Linked DNA regions of Homo sapiens: regions 1 and 3 are each linked to region 2. Evidence: chromatin loops called from intact Hi-C (ENCODE). Cell type or tissue: heart left ventricle. All regions are shown on one strand.

Evidence for each region. A loop is a pair of places that touch in the nucleus more often than their neighbours do. Peaks named below come from ENCODE experiments on the same cell type or tissue, not always from the same donor. Only the 100,000 strongest peaks of a DNase experiment are listed, where the experiment ranks them.
Region 1: a loop joins it to region 2, with 4 times the contacts of the local background. A loop is called at or near these places in 46 of 110 quality-filtered maps.
Region 3: a loop joins it to region 2, with 5 times the contacts of the local background. A loop is called at or near these places in 36 of 110 quality-filtered maps.

Annotation. Positions count from the first base shown.
Region 1 is chr4:113,767,965-113,775,964 of GRCh38, forward strand. No RefSeq gene overlaps it. Among named protein-coding and RNA genes, the nearest start is that of CAMK2D, 10 kb to the left of the region's middle. In heart left ventricle, no CTCF peak of the experiment used is centred here; a DNase peak (open chromatin) is centred at 4,517.
Region 2 is chr4:114,383,342-114,391,341 of GRCh38, forward strand. No RefSeq gene overlaps it. Among named protein-coding and RNA genes, the nearest start is that of UGT8, 210 kb to the right of the region's middle. In heart left ventricle, CTCF peaks have their summits at 1,502 (motif pointing left) and 3,483 (motif pointing right); no DNase peak of the experiment used is centred here.
Region 3 is chr4:113,791,225-113,799,224 of GRCh38, forward strand. No RefSeq gene overlaps it. Among named protein-coding and RNA genes, the nearest start is that of CAMK2D, 33 kb to the left of the region's middle. In heart left ventricle, no CTCF peak of the experiment used is centred here; a DNase peak (open chromatin) is centred at 4,957.

The DNA.
Region 1 (8,000 bases), 620 kb before region 2:
CACTCTGCTTCCTAGGCGCTGGAGTGCAGTGGTGCGATCTCAGCTCACTGCAACCTCCACCTCCTGGATTCAAGCAATTCTCGTGCCTCAGTCTCCTGAGTAGCTGGAACTACAGGCATGCACCACTATGTCCAACTTTTTGTATTTCAGTAGAGACAGGCTTTCACCATGTTGCCCAGGCCGGTCTCAAACTCCTGAGCTCAGGCAATCTTTGGCCTCCCAAAGTGCACGGATTACAGGCGTGAGCTACTGTGCCTGGCCTGAAAGACCTTTAAAAAAAATCATATATTCATTTACATTGGATTATTTCATTACTCTTCATTACGTTCAGTTTATCACTTTGTCAATTCCTTTAACAGTACTCTTCTCTTGATTCATGTAGCTTTAGAGGAGGGTAGCATTTATCTCAACAATCTTGGTGTTTAAAAGTTAACTTTTCCTAAAAGCCAATGGCTTAGCCTTTAAATTACCTTGGTCAAAAGTCGAAAATTATTTTTTCATCATGTAGGGGCCAATACCAAGGATTCACTACATGCTATGTAGCGGGTAGCTAATACAAACTATAATCAAAATAGACTTTAGAATATATTTTTAATCTATTATCACCAAACCTACAGAATTATAGTACTCTGTCTCATTTACGTAATGAGATGTCCAGCCAATTTATTATTATTATTATTATTGAGATGGAGTCTCACTCTCTCCTGGAGTGCAATGGCACGATCTTGGCTCACTACAACCTCCAAGTCCCAGGTTCAAGCGATTCTTCTGCCTCAGCCTCCCGAGTAGCTGGGATTACAGGCGCCCACCACTACCCTCGGCTACATTTTGTATTTTTAGTAGAGATGGGGTTTCACCACGTTGGCCAGGCTGGTCTTGAACTCCTGACATCAGGTGATTCGCCAGCCTCGAGCCTCCCAAAGTGCTGGGATTACAGGCGTGAGCCACCTCGACCAGTGCTAATTTATTATTATTCAGGTGCTACTTATTCATTTCCTACATAGTCAAGGGCCCTGTTATTTCTTATTCTCCTGCTTTTTTGTTTCCTAGAGTTGGCTTAGACTTGTTGATTCATTCCTTCAAAAAGCAGAAAGAAGTTTTAAAAATCTGTTTGCCTAATGACTTAACACATGTGGCTAAACCTAACCACCAAGGTCTGTTCCATCTTACTACACAAACAAGGTTTGGGCTGAATACATAGCTAGAATACCAGATTTTCCTGTTTTGAGATTAATTTTTTGGCAAAGAAATGGAGCAAAAGTGATATATGCCGCTTCCAGACCTGGTTCATGTTCTGGAATGTTCTCTAATGTTCTTCAGTCTCTGAACGACTGGGATGGCAATTCCTAGGGCAATCTTATAAGTATCATATTGAAGATTGCAGAACCACTGTCAGCCTGGGGCCCTGAAAGACTTCATACAACAGAGCTGCTGCTAATATGGAACCCTTGCCCTGACCAAAGAAATAAACTTCCTGTTCTTTAAGGAACCGAATTTTGAGGATTCTATTTGTTTCTGTAATTTATCCTCCCCTATCTAAAACAAAGTATGGAAACAAATTTTTAAAATCAAAAGCGCTATACAAATATTTATTGTAATTTAAACCTTAAGAATAAAATTACGATTAAATGAAAATATGTGATTTGCATTAAGGCCATATTTTATTTTTGTCTATTGTGCCTGTGTCCATGAGTGTGGTAATTGAGAGTTAGCTGTGTTGTAGAATGGCCCAACTCCAACCAGAACAAGTATCTTTATAGTTAAATAATTAAAAAAAAAAACACTACATTCTTGTTCCTATTTTCCCCGCCTTCTTCCCCCACTTCCCCCACACATGATTTCCATTCAATGAGGAAAACAGATTTTTAAAGGTTCTGAAAGTTATGACAATACCACTGAAAAAGGTGATGCATCTTTATCCTTAAAGCTCTCCCATTTTTAATGTTTTTCTGTTTCATTTATCAGTGGTTAAAAAAAAAAAAGAGCCTCAATTAGTAACTCGTATGTGAACAACACCTCTTTTTCACAACTGCTTGGTTTGTTTAACAAGGAAAAAGTGCTATCAACTTAAGAGTGAAAAGGTGTTTTTGAAGGTAGAGGTAATTATGGTGGGTTGTCAAACAACATAGTAATAGAAAACAAAATGAAGGACCCCTACAGCTTAAATATGAAGACTGTTGTAATTAATTTTGCAACATTTATTCTATAAGTTGGTGTGTGTGTGTGTGTGTGTGTGTGTGTGTGTTAGACCAGGTGCTCTGAGAATATAATGTGGAAAAAATAGTGTCTCCACTTTTATAGGGTTTATTTTTCAGTGGGACAAATAGGCATTAAACCAATTACTCATTAAAAAATTAAGTAATATAAAGGAAGAATACGGAGAATGTGTATTATTTGTCTTGGTGGAGTAGGCACAGGTTTTTCTGAGAATGTATGAGCAAAATGAGATCCAAAGGATCCTATTATTTTGTTTATAATAGTTAAATAGTTAATATTAATAACTAAATTAAAGAGAAAGTACAGGGAAAAGCATTCTAGTAGATGAAACAGGACAAATTCAAGGAACCAAGTGGGTCTGATGTGGTAAGAGTGTAGTAAGGGAAATGATTCTATAGAATTGGGCAGAAGAGTGTCTCATGGGGCACTTAAAATTAGGCGAAGAACTGTGCAAACACTGAAAGGATTTAAGAATGGGTGTGACATGTCTATATGATAGAGTTCATTATCACTATCTGGTGGAAAATGAATTTTCCCTATCAGCAGTGACTTTAAAAGGCAAGGTAAGGAAAAGTGATAGCTAGACTTTAGGTGGTGGTAGTAAAAATATAAATCAATGAATATTTAAAATATATTTGGAAAATAAATAGTAAAAAATTTTTTAAAATTGACAATTGATAACTTCTGTGTTAATATAAATTAGATAAAACTGTAGAGCACTTATGTTGGTATGACTGGGGTCTTTTTGTTTTTAAATTCTGCTCAGGAAATATAAAACCACAAATCAATGAATTACTGTTTGCTTCAGGCAATTCCATCAGACCAAGTTATTAGAGAGAGGACCCTGTCACCTGGTCAAGTAGCTTGCTTAACAGTTTAGTTATAAAGACTTACTTTACTGTTTCCACCAATTTTAAACTAGTAGATCATGAACTTTGCCCAATTCTCAATCAATGCCCCTTTGAGAAAGACTTTATTAAGCCACTTGAGGCCAGACTTTAAATGCTATAAATATCTCACCTCTAGTTTCCTTCTAAAGCACTAGGATTCTAACAAGACGGTATCCTATTTGCAGCACTTTATTAACAGATTGTTTAAAGATATTTTGGGGAGTTAATGTAAACATAGGAAGTTCAGAAACACTGGGATAGTCATACCATAAAATATATAAAGCTATTATTGCATTGAATTATGCTGTAGGGAAGTATTGTGATAGAAAAGTGTCACAATATATTAATAAAATTAAAGTTATTGAAAAGTTTACATATTTTAACCTCAGTTTTGTGTTTGGTTGTTTACATGGATAGATGATGGATAGATATTCAGTTCTCTAAGTAAAACTATTTTTAATTATGATTACCTCCTATGGAGGTGGAAATAAGAATAATTTTTTTAGAATTTTTTTTTTTTTTGAAACACACTCTGTCTCTGTTGCCCAGGCCTGAATGCAGAGTGCCACAATCATGGCTCACTGCAGCCTCAATCACCTGGACTCAAGCAATCCACCCACCTCAGCCTCCTGAGTAGCTGGGACCACAAGTGTGCACCACAACGGACCTGGCTAATGTTTTTATTTTTTGTATTTTTCTCCCTATGTTGCCTAGGCTGGTCTCGAACTCCTGGGCTCAAGCAATCCTCTTACTGAGCTCAGCCTCCCAAAGTGCTGGGATTGCAGGGCTGAGCTACTGCACTGGGCCCAGAATTTTAATTTTTTTTTCTTTTTTTTTTGGAGACAGAGTCTTGCTGTGTCACCCAGGCTGGAGTGCAGTGGCACTATCTTGGCTCACTGCAAGCTCTGTCCCCTGGGTTCACACCATTCTCCTGCCTCAGCCTCCCAAGTAGCTGGGACTACAGGCGCCTGCCTCCACATCTGGCTAATTTTTTTGTATTTTTAGTAGAAATGGGGTTTCACTGTGTTAGCCAGGATGGTCTCGATCTCTTGACCTCATGATCTGTCCACCTCAGCCTCCCAAAGTGCTGGTGAGAGGTGACAACGTGCTAGCAGCCCTCGCTCGCTCTGGGCGCCTCCTCAGCCTTGGCGTCCGCTCTGGCCATGCTTGAGGAGCCCTTCAGCCTGCCACTGCACCATGGGAGCCCCTCTCTGGGCTGGCCAAGGCCAGAGCCGGCTCTCTCTGGTTGCGGGGAGGTGTGGAGGGAGAGGCGCTGGCGGAACCCGGGCTGCGGCACTCACGGGCCAGCATGAGTTCCGGGTGGGCTCCGGGTGGGTGCGGACTCAACGGGCCCTGCACTTGGAGCAGCTGGCGTGAGGGGCTTAGCACCCGGGCCAGCACCTACAGAGGGTGCACCGGGTCCCACAGCACGGCCAGCCTGCTGGTGCCTCACTCGAATTCTCGCTGGGCCTCGGGCACCTCCCCGCGGGGCAGGGCTTGGGACCTGCAGCCTGCCATGCCTGAGCCCCCTGCCCTCCCCCTGACCCCGTGGGCTTTGGCGCTCCCCCAGCCTCCCTGACAGGCACTGCCCCCTGTTCCTCCGTACCCAGTCCCATAGACTGCCCAAAGGCTGAGGAGTGCAGGGAGTGCTGGGTGTGCAGTGGGGGACTGGCTGGCAGCTCCACGCCGCCGGGATTGGGATTCACTAGGTGAAGCCAGCTGGGCTCCTGAGTCAGGTGGGCACTTGGAGAACTTTTATGTCTAGCTGAAGGATTGTAAATGCACGAATCAGCACCCTGTGTCTAGCTCAAGGTTTGTAAATGTGCCAATCAGTGCTCTGTGTCTAGCTAAGCTGGTGGGGACTTGGAGAACTTTTGTGTCTAGCTAAAGGATTGTAAATGCACCAATCAGCACCCTGTCAAAATGGGCCAATCAGCTCTCTGTAAAATGGGTCAATCAGCTCTCTGTAAAATGGACCAATCAGCAGGATGTGGGTGGGGTCAGATAAAGGAATAAAAGCAGGCTGCCCAAGCAAACAAAGGTAACCCGCTCAGGTCGCCTTCAGTGCTGGGTAAGCTGTTGTTTTGCTCTTCGCAATAAATCTTGTTGCTGTTCACTCTTTGGGTATGTGCTGCCTTTATGAGCTGTAACACTTAGAAGGTCTGCAGCCTCGCTTTTGAGGCCAGCGAGACCACGAACCCACAGGAAGGAACGAACAACTCCAGATGCGCCGCCTTTAAGAGCTGTAACACACACCACCAATGTCCGCAGCTTCACTCCTGAAGTCAGCCGGACCACGAACCCACCCGTAAGAAGAAACTCCGGACACACTATGTTTTAGAACTTTAACACTCACTGCTGGAGTCTGTGGCTTCATTCTTGAAGTCAGTGAGACCAAGAACCCACCAATTCCGAACACATCTGGGATTACGGGGGTGAGCCACTGCGCCCTGCCTAAAATTTTCCTTCATTGAATATATTTTACTTGTACAGTAAAAAGCAAGGAGTACTACAAAGAAATACAACTTCTGAATTTACGTATATTTGTGTATTAGAATGTAGATTCCAGAATCAGAAGTGCGGAATTTGTAAGCTCTGTGATTGAGATTTGGTGATGGGGAAATAGGATAGGGACCAGGAATAACTTCTTTGCATGGCCTAGTTTCACAGTAATCTGGTAAGATATATAATATTTTTCATTTTATGAATGAGAAAACGTGGGTACAAAATGTTTAAATAACTTTCTCACTGAAAATATGGGTCAATTCAAATTTAATACTCAAGAATATCTAAGATAATAGTAACGGGTAACATTTGTTGGGTGTTTGCTATATGACTCAGAACCTTCTGAGATAGTTGTCTATTATCCTCATTTTATAGATGAGGAAACGGGCACAGTCATGTGTGTTCAAAGGAAGTGACTGAGTAAGGAAGCAAATTCAGGTAGGCTGAGCCCCAAAGCTTGTATTTTTAATCACTGCATATTACCTTCCATATTTTTATTCATTTCCTATGCCACAGCTAGATACTCATAGATATCTATACTTTTCAGATGGGCAATGCTGAAAATATTTAGCTATTTAAGTTTGGCTGATTTTTAAGGGGAAGAGCAGTGTGAAGTGAGCAAATGGACTGTAGAAGTAATTTGTTTTCTGAGGAAAATCAGTTGAATTTCCTTCTTTGCTAATTAGCAACCCTAGTCCCTAAGTGTCAAATAATATCAGCCAGTCAGCACTGCTTTTCCAGAGAGATTGGTGACTTGTTTTCTAAACACACTACTTCTGTAGTTACTATAATATGTCCTGCTATAGAAGTTTGGCTAAGCCCGTCTTTCCTCTCTTCCTTTTAGGGATCACCTTTAGTTTTTACCTCTCCCTGGTTCTGGTACCTCCATACCCCAATTTAGTATTCTATTTTATATTAAGATAATTCAAGTAATGGTCTGCAAATCTAGACTAAGTTGTAAGGAGGGGAAAGGAATGATAAACTTCCTAAATCCTCACTGCATATCCCAGCAACTAGAGACAAACTCATTTTCTTTTTTCTTTTTGATACAGAGTGTCACTCTGTCACCCAGGCTGGAGTGCAGTGGCACAATCTCGGCTTGCTGCAACCTCCACCTCCTGGGTTCAAGCAATTCTCCTGCCTCAGCCTCCTGAGTAGCTGGGACTGCAGGCATGCACCACCACGCCCAGCTAAGAAAACTCATTTTCTTAATGCCTTTCTCCTGGCTTCACCCCCAAGCCCCATCTCAAATCCTTATCCCATTTCCAAGATCTGCTTCCTGATCTTTAGGCTCTTCCAACAGGCTGGCAAGGTCAGAATGTGGATATTTTCAGAAATGTGAAGGAAGGATTAACGTTCATGTGGATTCTGTCAATAGCTATCACGGCCCTCTGTTTAAGTCTGTGCGGTCTGGCTTCCATCCGTCTACTCTGAGGATCCTGCTTATGACCAAGGACTCCCAATGATCAAATCCAGCCAACTGAGTTAAGCCTCAACCTCATGTGAATCTATAGAAATCTGCATAGCCAGTTACCACTTCTGAACTGTTTTGACTCAATTCAATTCCAACATGAAGTCACCAAATGTTAGCACAGACTCTGCAGGTTAAGGGCTCAGCTCCACAAAACTGTCCCCACTTCGGACTTCTGTCCCAAGTCCCAGGTTGCCACATGTATGTATAACCAGCTGGCTATAAATTATGGGGAGGGGTTCCCATATTCCCCTCCACAGGTTTGATAATTTGTTAGAAACACTCACAAAACCCAGGAAAACAGTTGGCCATTTTATTATAAGAGATAGGAGTTTACAATCCTTGGAGTAATAATGTGTGACTGATGTTTCCTTGTTTGTCATTTCTAGCAATTTCCAAATCCTATAATTCTGTACTAAAAGTATCTCTTTCAACTCCAATTAGGATTTATTCCTTCCCACTTATATGTGGTTACGGAGGGTGTCCTTATTAAAGAATGCAAATGAACAGCCAGGTGAAGAGGCCCAGAATGGTTCCCAATGCAGGAGCTTCTGTTCCATGGAATTGGGGGTGTGCTACCTCCCAGCACATGGACCAAATTTAAGTGTGCATCAACCTGGCTGTTCCCCAAAACCCATCATTTAGAGTTGTTTATGGAGGTTTTCAGTTATGGAGGAATGATTTATTAAATCAGGCCATATTGATTAATTCAGTCTTTAGCTCCCTCTCCTCTCCCTGGAGTGAGGGGAGGGGCTGAAGTTTCTAACCCTCTATTCATGCTTTAGCTTTTCCAGTGACCAGAACCCATCCTATCTGGGGGACCACAGCCACCAGTCATCTCATTAGCTTACAAAAGAGACAACTCCTGAGATTTCAAGGGTTTTAGAAGCTGAGTGCCAGAAACTGGTGACAAAGAC
Region 2 (8,000 bases):
AGTTCAGAGGAGATGTGCATACCATTCCTCCAGGACAGAGTGTCCACTTGTTTCCAAGGCCTTTATTTGTGATTCTGTGTCTTCAGTAAGTATTATGCATGAGTCTTGGAGCCAAAGTGTAGAAGCAGGATTAACCCCCTTTATTATCACTATTAATGACTCACTTAGTGATTCTGTGCTTCTTTTCCTTGCAACTCTAAGTTGTCTTATTCCAAGAGAACATTTTCACCAGGACACACAAGAAAAGCCCTGCTGAACTATAAGTTAGTGGTTGCCTCTTGGATGCTTTATGCTCTTCTTGCAAGTGAATAGAAGACAAGAAGTGGAGTTAGCATATTGGTAGGAATCGACTCTTTTCACCAGGAGAAAGGTGACACAAAAGGACGAGGAGGAATATGTTTCCTACTCTGCTAATCACTTGGACATCTCCTAGTATCCTTGTGCCAAGTTTTGGATGGTCAATGGACAAATTTAGTAACCTTTAACTGAGAAGGGCTTGAAGACATGAAGCTCAGAAACCTCAAAGACAGTGGTCCAAGTCACACAGCAGGAATGAAAGATTTAGTCCCTCAGCTGCTGGGAGGGATGCCAGAACAAGGCCTTCTTTTATTCAGCAGCAGCCTGAATCCAGTGACTCATTGCAGGGGGGTATGAAGGCTCATGTTCCTCACCCCAGTTCAGGAAAATGTGAAAGGACTGTATCAAATAGAGATCTTCCCATGAAGTTACCTGGAGCTAAGAGTACATTCTAATAAACATCTTCTCTGAACCTCTATTTCAGAGTCTGATTCTTGTGGAATCTAACCTTCAACAACATGAATGGGTGCTAGCTCAGACATTGCTGAGAATGTTATGCACTGCTATATATGATATAAATACTGTATTCCTCTTTTAAAATCTGAACATTTCTTAATTCTAACGCATATTGGCCCCCAAATTTCAAGATAAAGGATTGGAGACCTGAGTTTACCAAATGTAATCATTCTAATCGTTTGTAAGGATTAGAGAATGAATTTATGTTTGTCTGTGACCAACATTTCCACCTTTTGTCTGTCCTTTCTTCCTTGCAAAAATCAGTCTTTCTCTACCACTGCTTGACTCAGGAATTCTGTGATAGGCCTTGTTCTACAGGAAGGCTCACTTTTCCTTCTCATAATATCCACACATAAATATCTAGAAGACCTGATAACTATTCTTCAAATTTTAATAGATTATATTTTTCCAATATGTAAGTATTTCCCAAGGAATATCCTCCTAAATCATCTATATGAAAAATAAAAATAAGCAAACTCTTCCATTAACAGCCCAAGATTATGTAAAGAATTCTTCTTGACATGTTACAGAAATTGCTTGGTAAGGGTGGAGAGTAATCAATAAAACGCTTCTAAATAATGATTAAAATTATGCATTTTATCTACATTTCTCAAAAAAAAAAATTGCGTCCATAAAAACAGAACAGGTTTTAAGGGTTATCTGGCACTGTAGCTCCACCAAGTGGTAAACTGACATGAACCGTTAAGATTATATTCTTAAAATGCATTCAGTCCCAAAGTCAGTTTAATTTCCATACTAGAATTTCTATCAAAGCTGCATTTATAATTAAATGTCTTTTTGTTTCCTAGTACAACTGAAACTATTTTTAATTTGGAAATTCCAATGATTTTCTTTATGGGAAGAGATAGACGATTTTTTTTTTTTTTGGCATCTAGAAACTGACGAAATCACATTTTCCCACTATTTACATTTTGATTCTTCGAATATTTTTAAATTACTATTTGCTAATGGAAAAGGCTATTGCTAGGCCTCAGGTCTTCGCTGACTTTTGGCCAGAGACATCATCAGTTCCTTACCACGTTGGCCTCTCCATACGACTGTCCACATCATGGCATTTTGCTTGTCTCAGAGCAAGGATACAAGAGAGAAAGAAAAATAAGGGAGGAAGAGCAACATGGAAGTCAGTCTTTTTATAGCTCCTCACAGAGGTGACATCTCATCACTTTCGTCGTTTGTTCTGTTAATTAGAAATGAGTCACTAGGTCTAGGCCGCACTCAAAGGGAGAAGAACGTACTGCAGCGTGAGCACAAGGAGGAACTCAGGGCCATCTGAGAAGCTGCCTACTACATGTTGCTTTCCTGAGATAAATATAACCTCTGAAATTATCATCGCTTTATAAAACCTCAAACAAATTAGTATTCATTCTCAAAAACTAATAATTTCATTATTAATAGTAGCGTTTACTATGCTCCAGATACTATTCTAAACATAACCAACATATTTACTCAGTCATTATTAACTCTCTAGTACTTGAAACACTCCTATAAGCTAATTACTAATAATATTCCCATCTTACAGATGAGGGAACTGAGACACAGAAAAGCTAAGTAATTTGTTATGATTTGAAACTAGGTCATCTGGCTCCAAGGTGAGTAAAGGTTTAACATGGTTTCTGTTTGCCTTACAACAGAAAATTGTAAATAGAAGATGAGAACTGCCATTGAAAGTAGAAGTAAAAACAGAATTTGTTCAGTTTTCCATACTCTACTGAATACATTTTGTAACAAAATTATGTTGATTCGACTTCTGCTTTGCCTACAGTAGCCCCAGTTTGGCCAGTACCCTGGCATAAGTAATTCTCAGTAATAATTATTGTTTAATAATGACTCTTTCACACTCAAAAGTGTCCTGATTTAGGTGATAGAATATGTAGTCATTAAGTATAAGGCTATCAAAGGGTCTCAATATGTCTGGAGAACATCACACGTGTTGCTATTGGAGAAAATTTACTCTTCCCACTACATCCCCAAGTGATCTTCATGTGGTCCTAAGGGTTGATAATCACTGTTGTAAATGGAGACATTAGGCAAAGTCATTAAATTACCTCCCCAAATCACAGTTATTTCATTAAAACCAAATAGACTCATTATTATTCTTGGCTTTATATTTCATTTCTAAATCCCTTTATGATCAAATATATAATATAGAATGGAAATACTTGGGTAAAAACTATAATAACAAGAATGGGAAAATAATATCACAGTGTGGTTTATCCTAGTTAGAGGGGAACGGAAATGATTTAGTTAACTCCCATACGTATGTAGAGGCAGAAACTGAAATATTAATTATAAATATACTGTGTTGTAGAACGTGTTTATCACTGTCTTTTTAAAAATTCAATGTAAATGTAGCAATCTGGTTAATTTTATCAGTAAAAATACCCCAACTGGATTATAGTCTAAAATTTTGCAGAGGAAAAAAAAAAAAACCTTATAGATTACCTGTGTTTATTAAACTAAGTTGCTAAACAGGTGAATGCGTACAGCATCAATAAAACACAATGATTATTAAAACTGATAACAATTAAACATTAAGAATTATTGAAACAGATAGCACAAAGTAAATGTGTGGAAAAGATGTAAAATAACATGCAAATATCCAGATAATGTCATAGCACAGAGAAAAGTTGTGGTTTGATCATTAGCCAGAAGAGGGCACTATGTGACTGCCAGATGTTGATATGCTGTTATTTATTTTTCGTTTTTTTCACTTTTATAAGGGCATACTATATATGTATATTAATCCAGAAGGAATAGATCTATGGAGGTGGAAGGGAGTGGTTTACGGTCATGAATTATAACATCCAAAAACTATACACTGAAATATTTTAATGAAAATTTTTTATGTGAGTGTTTAAAGTATTCAGTGTTCATTCCACCTGAGAATTTAACAAACTTACAATTTCATTGTACATATGGTTACTGTGTTTTTATTACAGCCAAGGCGGTATTATAGAGAAGGGTTATCTATTGTTAAAACCCGAAGGACCCTAAAAGTCCCCTGGTGAATTTCTTCATTCTACAGAAGATATAACTGAAGTTCAGAGATGTTATGTAATATGTCCGAGATGCCAGGACTGTTATATCATCTGAGGCTCTTACTAGGTTGAGTTCTCCTCTAACCCTCTGGGATTAGCCCTTCTATATTCTCTATCCAGCTCACCTCATACCAGAGCATCATCACTCTGAGAACTGAGGTGGGGCTTACTGACCCAAGTCAAAACTTTCGGCACAACTGGCACCGCCAAAAGAAGTAGCAACTCACTCCTAAATATTGAAGTTTAATACAATGAAATATAGGTATTTTCACTGTGACTAAACTTAAGAAATGTTTCTGGCAAAACACAAGTTTCTATTTTTCCAAATGAAATCTAAATACTCCCCAGTGAAAGGGGATGGGCACAAGAGAAGATAGCAAAACCCCACACCATTCTTCCTGTTAGCCCAAGTAATGTTGGTCTCAGATGACAAAATGGTAGAATTATAGAACTAGAACATTAGCAATCAGTATGCCTAGCCCTCTTATTTATAAATGTTTTATAAATGAAGAATCTAAGGTCTTTGAAGGTTAAATGATTAGCTCAAGGACACAAACCTGGCTAGCGCCAGAAGTGTTGGATCACTTAAGGCCTGTGGAAGACAGAATTCTATCTACAGTGACCTTCTTCCCCAGCATTACTCCCATGATTATATTACCTTAGGAGGCAAAAGAGATTTTGCAGATGTAATTGATGTTACTAATCAGTGGAGATTATCCAAGTGGGTTTAACTTAAACGCATAAGCTCTTTGAAGGAGAATAATTTCCTCCAGCTGTGGACAGAAGAGGACATCAGAGATTTTCAAAGGGTGAGAAGGATTCCATGTGAGGAATGTTCTCCATTGTTAAAAAGTCCATGTGGCGAGGGTAACAGACGACCTTTAGGGACTGGGAGCAGCCCTCAGCTGACAGCCAGCAAGAAAACACCTATAGCTGCAAATAATGGAATTCTGCCTTCAACCTCAATAAATTAAGTAGATTCTTTTCCAGAGTGTCAAGATTCCAGCCCTAGCTGGCACCATAATTGTGTGCTTGTGAGACCCTAACCAGGGAACCCAGTTGAGTCCTCATGGAATTTTGACCTACAGAACTGTGAGATAATAAATGGGTGTACTTTTAAGCTGCTTATTTTGAGTAATTTGGTACACAGCAGTAGAAAACTAATACTAGGTCTAACTTGAAAACACAAAGCATTGGAGATTTTAAGATACAGGGACTTCAACATAAGAATTTTGTTCTATAGATGATGGAAAAGCAGAGAAGCTGAGTGGAAGGTGGCAAGGCAACTCTGAGCAGCAGATGCAGGAAGAATTATAGAACTAGAACTAGCTTCATCTACGCTCTGGTCAGAGGGAATCTTGAGATCATGGGAAGTGAATTTTACCAGAATACAGGAGCTGGAGTCACACAGCAGCAGAAGTTGGAAACACAAAAGCCTATCCATGGGCACTGAAACCACTGGGTGAGCTAGCAGCTGCCAGACACACAAGCTGAGATATTGGTGCACCTCTCTTCTTTTCACCTTCCAATCTTCTACTAGTGCCTCCTGCCATTGACCAGCCCCAGCTGAAAGCCAGCTGTTACAGGAGCCTAAGAAACACAACCTGCAGGAGTCAGCATCTTTTCACATAGAGGAAATCAGGGAAAGGACAAGGAATAGGTCATAAGGCAAACAGACCTTCAGAATCAACAAGAAGACAAGGGAGTCAGAGTTAGGCACTGCACTAGATAATTTCTTTGTGTTATCTCAGTTCATAGTTGGTATTAATAACTTATTTTTTTTTGTATTTCTATTTTACAGAATAGGAAATCAGGGCTTAGGGAGGTTAAGAAATTTGCCCCAAATTATAATGTCTTAAATAATAGACCTGATTTTAAATGTAAGTTTATATAATAATCATAAGCCAACTTAAATGGGCTTACTACAAAGCTCTACAAATCCTTACCAATTGAAGCAGTAGAAAACACCAAAAAAAAAAAAAAAGGTAAAATAAATTGCATGCTATCATGCCAAGGGTCAGGGTCCAGCGCAAGCTGAGGTCTGAGGGGAGTAGGCAGACTGGTGGCAGGTAGCTCAAAGAACACCTGGGGCCCGTAAGCAGGTGAAATGTGGCTTTATTATGCTGTATCTCTCCATCAGTCTGTCTTGGCTGCCCGCTCCGGCTGCAGCCCCTCTCAGCAGCTGGCTCCGTGGCTCCTGCCACCCCCATGCCTGCAGCTGCACTCCCTGACACACACGCCATTTCTTGGCTCCCCTCTGTCTGCCTGCAAGGCAGTCAGCTCTCTCTCTCCGTCCACCTGCACAGCAGATGACTTTCTCTCTTTGTCCACCTGCAAGGTGGCCGGCTCTCTCTCTGTCTGCCTGCAAGGCGGCTAGCTCTCTAATGTGCACATGCACTCACAGTGTTAGCAGCTTTATTCTCTTTCCCTCCTCCTGCATGACAGAGGTGGCAGGGCAGTTATACTACTTACAGATAATAGTGGCTCAGAGACAAGCACTAGCTCACAGGAATGGTTACACAATAAGCAGTATTGTGCACCTGCACTCCAAACTTACTAAGTCATGTTGGACCAGATGTCTGCCTCAGCCTACTCTCAACTGTAGCACATCCATTTTCCTTACACATGCCATTTTAAATATTTTACTTTATTAAAGAATTTTCTTTACTGAATATAAAATATATTTTAGACCCTTATTTTCAAATGTTCTACAGTTCAATTTCTTGGCCACCCCCTAGGGTTAAGTTTGTAATTTCTTCAGCCATAATATAAGAAGTTTCCTATTGTAAACACAGAATCAAATCTGCATGAAGCCTCACAAGATTAATTTCTATACATATTTCTAAAGTTATTTTCTGTGGAGTTGGGTGTGGTGGTTTGCACCTGTAATCCCGGGTATTTTGGAGGCTGACTGAGGCAGTAAGATGTTTTCAGCCCAAGATTTTGAGATCATCCTGGGCAATATATACAGACCCCATCTCAAATAAATAAATAAATAAAAGTTATTTTCTGAGATTTACATTTTGAACATCTATGTTATAGTAATCTTAGTGTGTAAGAACTACTTGCTTTTTAAATGTTAATTTAAAATACAATAATAAAATATGCACTGATATAAACATGCTAAGAAAAATATATGTGCATATTAGAACAATGGTAAGTTGAGTACAAAAACATTGACTAGGGTATGGAAAACGTTGGAACTTCTATTCATATTTAATTTTTCCTAAAATGAGGAATAAATTAATGTTTTCTACTCTTTGACATATGGATCAATGCTGATACCTTCATCAGATCTGCAGTTCAGATCCTCAGAGATGTGTGACATCCCTAATACATCCTAATACCCCTAATGCATCCTAATGCATCCAGGGCATCCTGGTCTAATGAAGGCACCATTCTTTCTTTTGGTCTTTTGTAGGCTCTTGCTAAGTATTAAAGTCTTTGCCCTCCCAGTTAAATGTATTTATAGATAATATAATATTATGCAAATTGTACTCACATTTACTGAATAATATCTAAGTGCTAAGCACGATTATAGGCGCAGGGAAAATAGCAAAGATCAAAATAGATAAAATCTCTAGTCTCAAGTAACGTATTTTCTAATATAGGCTACTAACATTTACCATGGTAGGCAAGATAAGAAAAAATTAATTAAACATAAATACGGATGTTCATTTTTTAAATTTAGGCACTATAATTCACCCTGCTGAAAAAAGCCTTAAGCAGAGTTGCAAAAGAAGAGCTATTTTCATAATTTTCATACACTTCTCCTTGGGCAAATTTTCTTCTCTCATTTGCTGCAATCCCCACTCAAGGGATGCTTGTGCGCCTGATCCTAGGGGCTGCCAAGGGCACTCATCATGTCACTCCATTCTCCGTCTCTTTCCTTGGCGGTACCAAATGCTCATTTTGATTCTTGATTCTTTCCTGGTTTTAAAATATACCTCTCCTATTCTCTTAAGACAATTCTACATAACTCCCTAATTTAACACATTGTTTTGATCAGGATGTTGTAAAATAAAAACAAGTTAATAATGAATTACTAAGGAGCATAGAATAACCATTCTATTAAATAAATGTACCTGAAAATTTTTGATGCATATTAGAATATAATACTAAAATCTA
Region 3 (8,000 bases), 590 kb before region 2:
AGAGTGGCTGTTCAGCAGCCCTATGCTGTAGGAGGTTTGTTCCACAGGTACCCTGAGCATGAACCCCTAGAAAGCCATCCCACACTACCAGGATATCCCATTTGGGATCTCTCCCATATGGGATGGGTGGTGATTGCTTACTAGAATTGAGGCAAACCTGGGCAGAAGGTGTCATTTAGTGTTGAAAAGGAGGCAGCAACCTGGGGGACAAAAAGAAAATAATCTAATAAATTATAAAGACTGCCTAAGGAAACATATCCAATAAAAACCAAAGCAAGCCAGACAAAGAAGACTGGAATAAATAACCAACTTTTCAATGCAAATACATAGATGTACATACACAAGAAACAACAGCAAGCAGGGGGCTATGACTTTCCCCTGAAAAAAGCAATTCAGTAATTAAAGAAATTTAACGAAGAGATTGAAGTAATAGGATGAAAATCAAACAGAAATCTTGAAACTGAGAAATACATTTGCTGAGTTGAAAAATTCACTGGAGGCTCTCAACAGTGCAATGAATCAGAGGAAAGAATCAGTGAGCTAGAAGATAAGCTATTTGAAAATATATAGTGAAAAGAGAAAAAAAAAAGAATGAAAAGAAACAAAGATTGCCTGTAAGATATAAAAAATGACATCAACTCGCTTGAGCCTAGGAAGTCAAGGCTGCAGTGAGTGATAATTGAACCACTGCAATCCAGCCTAGGTGTTAGAGCAAGACCCTGTAAAAAAGAAAAGAAAAAGATGATAGAAAAAGAAAATTACCTCAAAATACTAAATCTAAGAACAATCAGCATTCAAGATAGACTTGAGCAAGAGCAAGGGGTAGAAAGCTTATTCAAAGAAAGAATAACGGAAAACTTTTCAAATCTTGAGAAAAAGATAAATATCCAGGTACAGGAAAGCCAGAGAACATTAAACAGATGCAACCCAAATAAAACTACCTCAAGGCATATAATAATCAACCTCTTTGTCAAGAACAAAGTGAGGATCCAGAAAGCAGCAAGAGAAAAGAAGCAAATAACATATAACAGAGCTCTAATTGGTGTGGCAATCAACTTCTCAATGGAAACCATACAGGCCAGTGGGGAGGGAGATGACATTTTCAAAGTGTTGAAAGCAAAAAAAAAAAAAAACTCTGCCATTCAAGAATACTGTATTCAGCTAAGTTATCCTTTAAATATGAAGGAGAGATAAAGTTTTTACCAGACAAACAAAAGGTGGGAGAATTCACCACCACCAGACTCATCTTACAAGAAATGCTAAAGGGTGTTCTTCAATCTGAAAGAAAAAGAAAACTAACATACAAAAATAAAAAAAAATGAAGGTATAAAACTCACTGGTAAAACTAAGTACAGAAAAACCCAGAATACTCTAATACTGTAATTGTCAGGTGCAATTCATTCATAACTCTAGTATGAAGCCCAAAAGACAAATCTATTTAAAACAATGATGACTACAACAACCTGTCAAGATATATGACATATAAAATATGCACATTGAGACAACAGAAAGCCAAAATTGGGGTAGAGGGGATGGAGTTAAAGTTTAGAGATTTTTCCACTTTTTGTTTGTTTCTATTTTTTTCATTGAGCTCTAAGATAAGTTGTCAACTATTTAAAATAGTCATACCTATATGATGTTTTTTGTAACCCTCATGGTAACCACAATGTAAACCTATATTTATTCACTAAATGTAAAAAGCAGTAAATTAAAACATGCTACCAGAGAAAAGCACTTAACAAAAAAGCAGAGAAGAAAGGAGTTACAAATCACCCAGAAAACAAGCAACAAAATGGCAGTACTAAGTCCTCACCTATCAGTAATAACACAATGTAAATGGACTCAATTCTTCAGTTAAGAGAAACACAGTGGCCCAATGAATAAATAAATAAGACCCAATTATATGCTGCCTATAGGAAACCCACTTCACCTATAAAGACACACACAGACTTAAAGTGAAGGAGTGGAAAAAGATATTCCAGGCAACTGAAAACCAAAAAAGAGCAGGAGTAGCTGTACATGTATCAGATAAAATAGACTACAAATCAGAGACTGTCAAAACAGACTAAGAAGGTCAGTAGATAATGATAAAGGGATTAATTTAGCAAAAGAATATAAGACTTATAAATATCCACGTACCAAACACTGGTGCTACCAAATATATAAAGTAAACATTAATAGATTTAAAGGCAGGGATAGACTGCAATACAATCATAGTATGGGACTTCAGCACATCATTCTCAGTAATGGACAGATCATCCAGACAGAAAATCAACAAAGAAACATCAGAGTTAAACCACACACTAGATCAAATAGTTCTAACTAACATTTAGAGGACATTTCACCCAACTGCTGCAGAATACACATTCTTTTCATAAGCACATGGAACATTTTCCAGAATAGACCAAATCTTAGTCCACAAAAAAGTCTTAACATATTCAGAAAAGTAGAAATCACAACAACTATCTTTTCCTGACCACAATGGAATAAAACTAGAAATCAACAAGAGGAACCTCAGAAACTACACAAACACATGAAAATTAAACAATATGTTCCTGAATCGCCAATGGGTCAATGACAAAATTAAGAAGAAAATTTAAAATTTTCTTGAAACAAATGAGAATGGAAACACAACATACTAAAATCTCTGGGATACAATAAATGCAGTGCAAAGAGACAAGTTTATAGCAATAAATGCCTATATAAAAAAAGTAGAAAGACTTCAAATAAACAATCCGATGATGCACCTCAAAGACCTAGAAAGGCAAGAAGTCAAATCCAACAATAGTAGAAGGAAAGAAATAATAAAGATCGGAGCAGAAATAAATGAAATTGAGACTACAAACCCCCCAAAATCAACAAAACAAAAGGTGGTTTTTTAAAAAGATAAAATTGAGAAAACTTTTGCTAGACCAACTAAGAAAAAAAAGAGAAGACTCAAAAAAAATTCAGAAATTAAAAAGAAGACAGAACAACGTAGACCTAGAAATATAAAGAATTTTTAGAGACTATTATGAAAGAATTTATACCAACAAATATGAAGACTCAGAAGAAATGGATAAATATCTGGACATATACAACCTACCAAGATTGAATCATGAAATAGAAAACTTCAACAAACAAACAGTGAGTAATGAGATTAAAGCCATTAAAAAAAAAAAGCCTCCCATGAAAGAAAAGCCTGGGACCTGATGGCTTTACTCATAAATTCTACCAAATGTTTAAAGAAGAACTAATACAAATTCTACTCAAATTCTTCAAGAAAACTTAAGAAGAGGGATACTTCCAAAAACTTATGCTATGAAGCCATCATTACCCTAATACTAAAGCGAGACAAGGACACAACAACAAAAGAAAACTACAGGCCAGTATCACTGAAGAACATAGATGCAAAAATTCTTAACAAAGCAAAACAAACTCCAAAACACATTAAAAAGCTGTTTTACCATGATTAAGTCAGATTCATTCCAGAGTTGCAAGGATAGTTCAACACACAAAAATCAAGAAACATGATACATCACAGAAGCAGAATCAAGAACAAATAATTGGGCTGGGCGCAGTGGCTCAGCCTGTAATCCCAGCACTTTGGGAGGCCGAGGTGGGCGGATCACAAGGTCAGGAGTTCGAGATCAGCCTGCCCAATAAGGTGAAACCCCATCTCTACTAAAAATACAAAAATTAGCCAGGCGTGGTGGCGGGCGCCTGTAGTCCCAGCTACTCAGGAGGCTGAGGCAGGAGAATTGTTTAAACCCGGGAGGTGGAGGTTGCAGTGAACTGAGATTGCACAACTGCACTCCAGCCTGGGCAACAGAGTGAGACTCTGTCTCAGGAAAAAAAAAAAAAAAAAAAAAGAATCATATAATGATGTTAATAGATGCTGCAAAAGCATTTTGTAAAATTGGACATTTCTTTAGGAAAAAACCCCATACAATCTGGATAGAAAGGAAACATACCTTAAATTAATAAAGTCCAAACATGGCAAATCCACAGCTAACATCAGACTGAATGCGGAACAATTGAAAGCCTTTCCTCTAAGATCTATAACAAGACAAGTATGCCCACTTTCATCACCTTTATTCAACATAATACTGAAAATCCTGACCAGAGCAATTAGGCAAATAAAATGAAGGGCGTCCAAAATGGAAAAAAAAAAAGTCCAATTAGCCTTGTTCGTAGATAACATAAAATTGTACTTTAAAAAGCCTAAAGATTCCACCAAGAAACAGTGAAAACCAATAAATAATTCCATTTACAATAGCTACAAAATACTTAGGAATCAATTTAACCAAGAAGTGAAACACCTACACAAGAAATATATAAAATACTGATGAGTTAAGTTGAAGAGGATACAAAAAAAGGAAAGATATTCCATGCTCATGGATTGGAAGAATTAATATTGTTAAGTTGGCAATATAATTCAAAGCAATTTGCAGATTCAGTGCAATTCCTATTAAAATACCACTGACATTTTTCACAGAAATAGAAAAACAGTCTTACATTTTTATGGAATCACAAAAGATGCCAAGTAGCCAAAGCATTCCTTAGCAATAAATGACAAAACTAGAGGCATCACACTACCTGACTTAAAAATATACTACAAAGCGCTCTCCCTCTCCCTCTCCCGCTCCCTCTCCCGCTCCCTCTCCCTCTCACTCTCCCTCGTCTCCGTCTCCCGCTTTCCACTCTCTCCCCCTCTCCCTCGTCTCCGTCTCCCGCTTTCCATGGTCTCCCTCTGTTGCCGAGGCTGGACTGTACTGCTGCCATCTCAGCTCACTGCAACCTGCCTGCCTGATTCTCCTGCCTCAGCCTGCCGAGTGCCTGGGATTGCAGGCGCGCGCTGCCACGCCGGACTGGTTTTTGTATTTTTTGGTGGACACGGGGTTTCGCCGTGTTGGCCGGGCTGGTCTCCAGCTCCTGACCTTGAGTGATCTGCCCGCCTCGGCCTCCCGATGTCCCGGGATTGCAGACGGAGTCTCGCTCACTCAGTGCTCAATGTTGCCCAGGCTGGAGTGCAGTGGCGTGATCTCGGCTGGCTACAACCTCCACCTCCCAGCCACCTGCCTTGGCCTCCCAAAGTGCTGAGATTGCAGCCTCTGCCCAGCCGCCACCCCATCTGGGAAGTGAGGAGCGTCTCTGCCTGGCTGCCCATCATCTGGGATGTGAGGAGCCCCTCTGCCCGGCAGCCCAGTCTGGGAAGTGAGGAGCGCCTCTTCCTGGCCGTCATCCCGTCTAGGAAGTGAGGAGCCTCTTTGCCTGGCCGCCCATCATCTGGGATGTGGGGAGCGCCTCTGCCTGGCCGCCCCGTCTGGGATGTGAGGGGCGCCTCTGCCCGGCCACCCCCGTCTGGGAGGTGAGGAGCGTCTCTACCCGGCCGCCACCCCGTCTGGGAGGTGAGGAGCGCCTCTGCCCGGCGGCGACCCCATCTGGGAACTGAGGAGCGCCTCTGCCCGGCCACCACATCTGGGAAGTGAGGGGCCCCTCTGCCCAGCACCACCCCGTCTGGGAGGTGTACCCAACAGCTCATTGAGAACAGGCCATGATGACGATGGCGGTTTTGTCGAATAGAAAAGGGGGAAACGTGGGGAAAAGAAAGAGAGATCAAATTGTTACTGTGTCTGTGTAGAAAGAAGTAGACATAGGAGACTCCATTTTGTTCTGTACTAAGAAAAATTCTTCTGCCTTGGGATCCTGTTGATCTGTGACCTTACCCCCAACCCTGTGCTCTCTGAAACATGTGCTGTGTCCACTCAGGGTTAAATGGATTAAGGGCGGTGCAAGATGTGCTTTGTTAAACAGATGCTTGAAGGCAGCATGCTCGTTAAGAGTCATCACCACTCCCTAATCTCAAGTACCCAGGGACACAAACACTGCGGAAGGCCGCAGGGTCCTCTGCCTAGGAAAACCAGAGACCTTTGTTCACATGTTTATCTGCGGACCTTCTCTCCACTATTGTCCTATGACCCTGCCAAATCCCCCTCTCCGAGAAACACCCAAGAATGATCAATAAATACTAAAAAAATTAAAAATATATATATACTACAAAGCTATAGTAATCAAAACAACATGGTTTACAGTCATAAAAACAGAAACGTAGACCAATGGAACATAATGGAGAACCCAGATATACATTTATGTATTTACAGCCGACTCATTTTTTACAAAGATGCCAAGAACATACAATAGGGAAAGGACAGTCTCTTTAATAAATGATGCTGGAAAACTGGATAATCATATGCAGAAGAATGAAACTAGACCCCTATGTCTCACCACATACAAAAAATCAAATCAATATGCATTGAAGACTTAAATCTAAGACCTATCAAACTATGAAACTACTAGAAGAAATCATGGAAATCCTCCAGGATATTGTACTAGGCAAAGTTTTTTGTGTAAGACCTCAAAAGCACAGGCAACCAAAGCAAAAAATGGGCAGATGGGATTACATCAAACTAAAAATCTTATCACACACACATCAACACAGTAAAAAACCCACAGAATGCAAGAAAATATTTGCAAACTACCCATCTGAAAAAAGATTAATAACCAAAATATATAAGGAGCTCAAACAACTCAATAGTGGAAAAAAACCCAAATAATCCAATTAAACAATAGGCAAAACTTCTGAATAGACATTTCTCAAGAGAAGCCATACAAATGGCCAAGAGGTATGTGAAAAAGTGCTCAACATCTCTGATCATCAGAGAAATGCAACTCAAAACCAAAAATAAGATATCATCTCACCACAGTTAAAATACCTTTTATCAAAGATATAGGGAATAATGAATGCTGGCTAGGATGCAGAGAAAAAGGAACACATGTACACTGTTTTTGGGAATGTAAATTAGTACAGCCACTATGAAAAACACTGTAAAGTTTCCTCAGAAAAACAAAAAATAGAACTACCATTTGATTCAGCAATTTCACTTCTGGGTATATATCCAAAAGATGGGATATCAATATATTGAAGAGATATCTACACTCCCACATTTATTGAAGCACTATTTACAATAGCCAAAATATGAAATCAATCTTTAAGTGTCCATCAATGGATGAATAAAAAATGTGGCATATATACACAATGGAATATTACTCAGCTATTAAAAAGGAAAGAAATCCTGTCATTTGCAGCAACATGAATGAAACTGGAGATAATTATGTTAAGTAAGTGAAGCACAGAAAGACAAATATATTGCATGTTTTCATTTATATATGGGAGCTAAAAAAGTGGATCTCATGAAGATAGAGAGTAAATTGGTGATTACCAGAAGCCAGAAAGGGGAGGGGAGAAGGGGATGAGGAGAGGTTGACTAATGAATACAAATATATAGTTTAATAGAAGACATAAATCTAGCTTTTGATAGATTAGTAGGGTGACTGTGTTCTACAATAATCTATTGTATATTTCAAACTAGCTAGAAGAGAACAATTTAAATGTTTCTAGCATCAAGAAAATACAAGTATTTAAGGTGACTTAAGGTGATCAATTACACTGATCTAATCTTCACAAATTAAATAAATATACAAAATTATCACATGCACCCTCAAAATATTTACATCTCTTCTATATCAATGAAATAAAGAAAACAGAGTTTTTTAAAAGAAGGAAGACTGTAGAAGTTGAAGGGAAGACAGGAACAGATGTGCCAGCTGTCGAGGTTTGACTTCTTAATAGGCTTTAGTTAGAGTCTAATCTTTCCCTAGGATTCCTTTTGCAAATTAGATAAACTATACTGTGTCCAAGAAATAAACTCTACTTTGGCAAAATTCAAATAATATAACCATATTTCTTCTAAATACAAGTGTATAGCATCAGGAATTGGGTATAAATAGAATATTACTTTATCATTCAGGAAAAGAAAAGTTTAATCAGCTGTCAAAAGGTACTGAACTAAAGCTTAATGATTTATATTAGTATTTCCAGATTATATAAACTTAGCATAGGCGGGTATATAAAAAAGTTCATGGAGATGAAAAGTCTATTTGTGGTCCTAATTATTTTA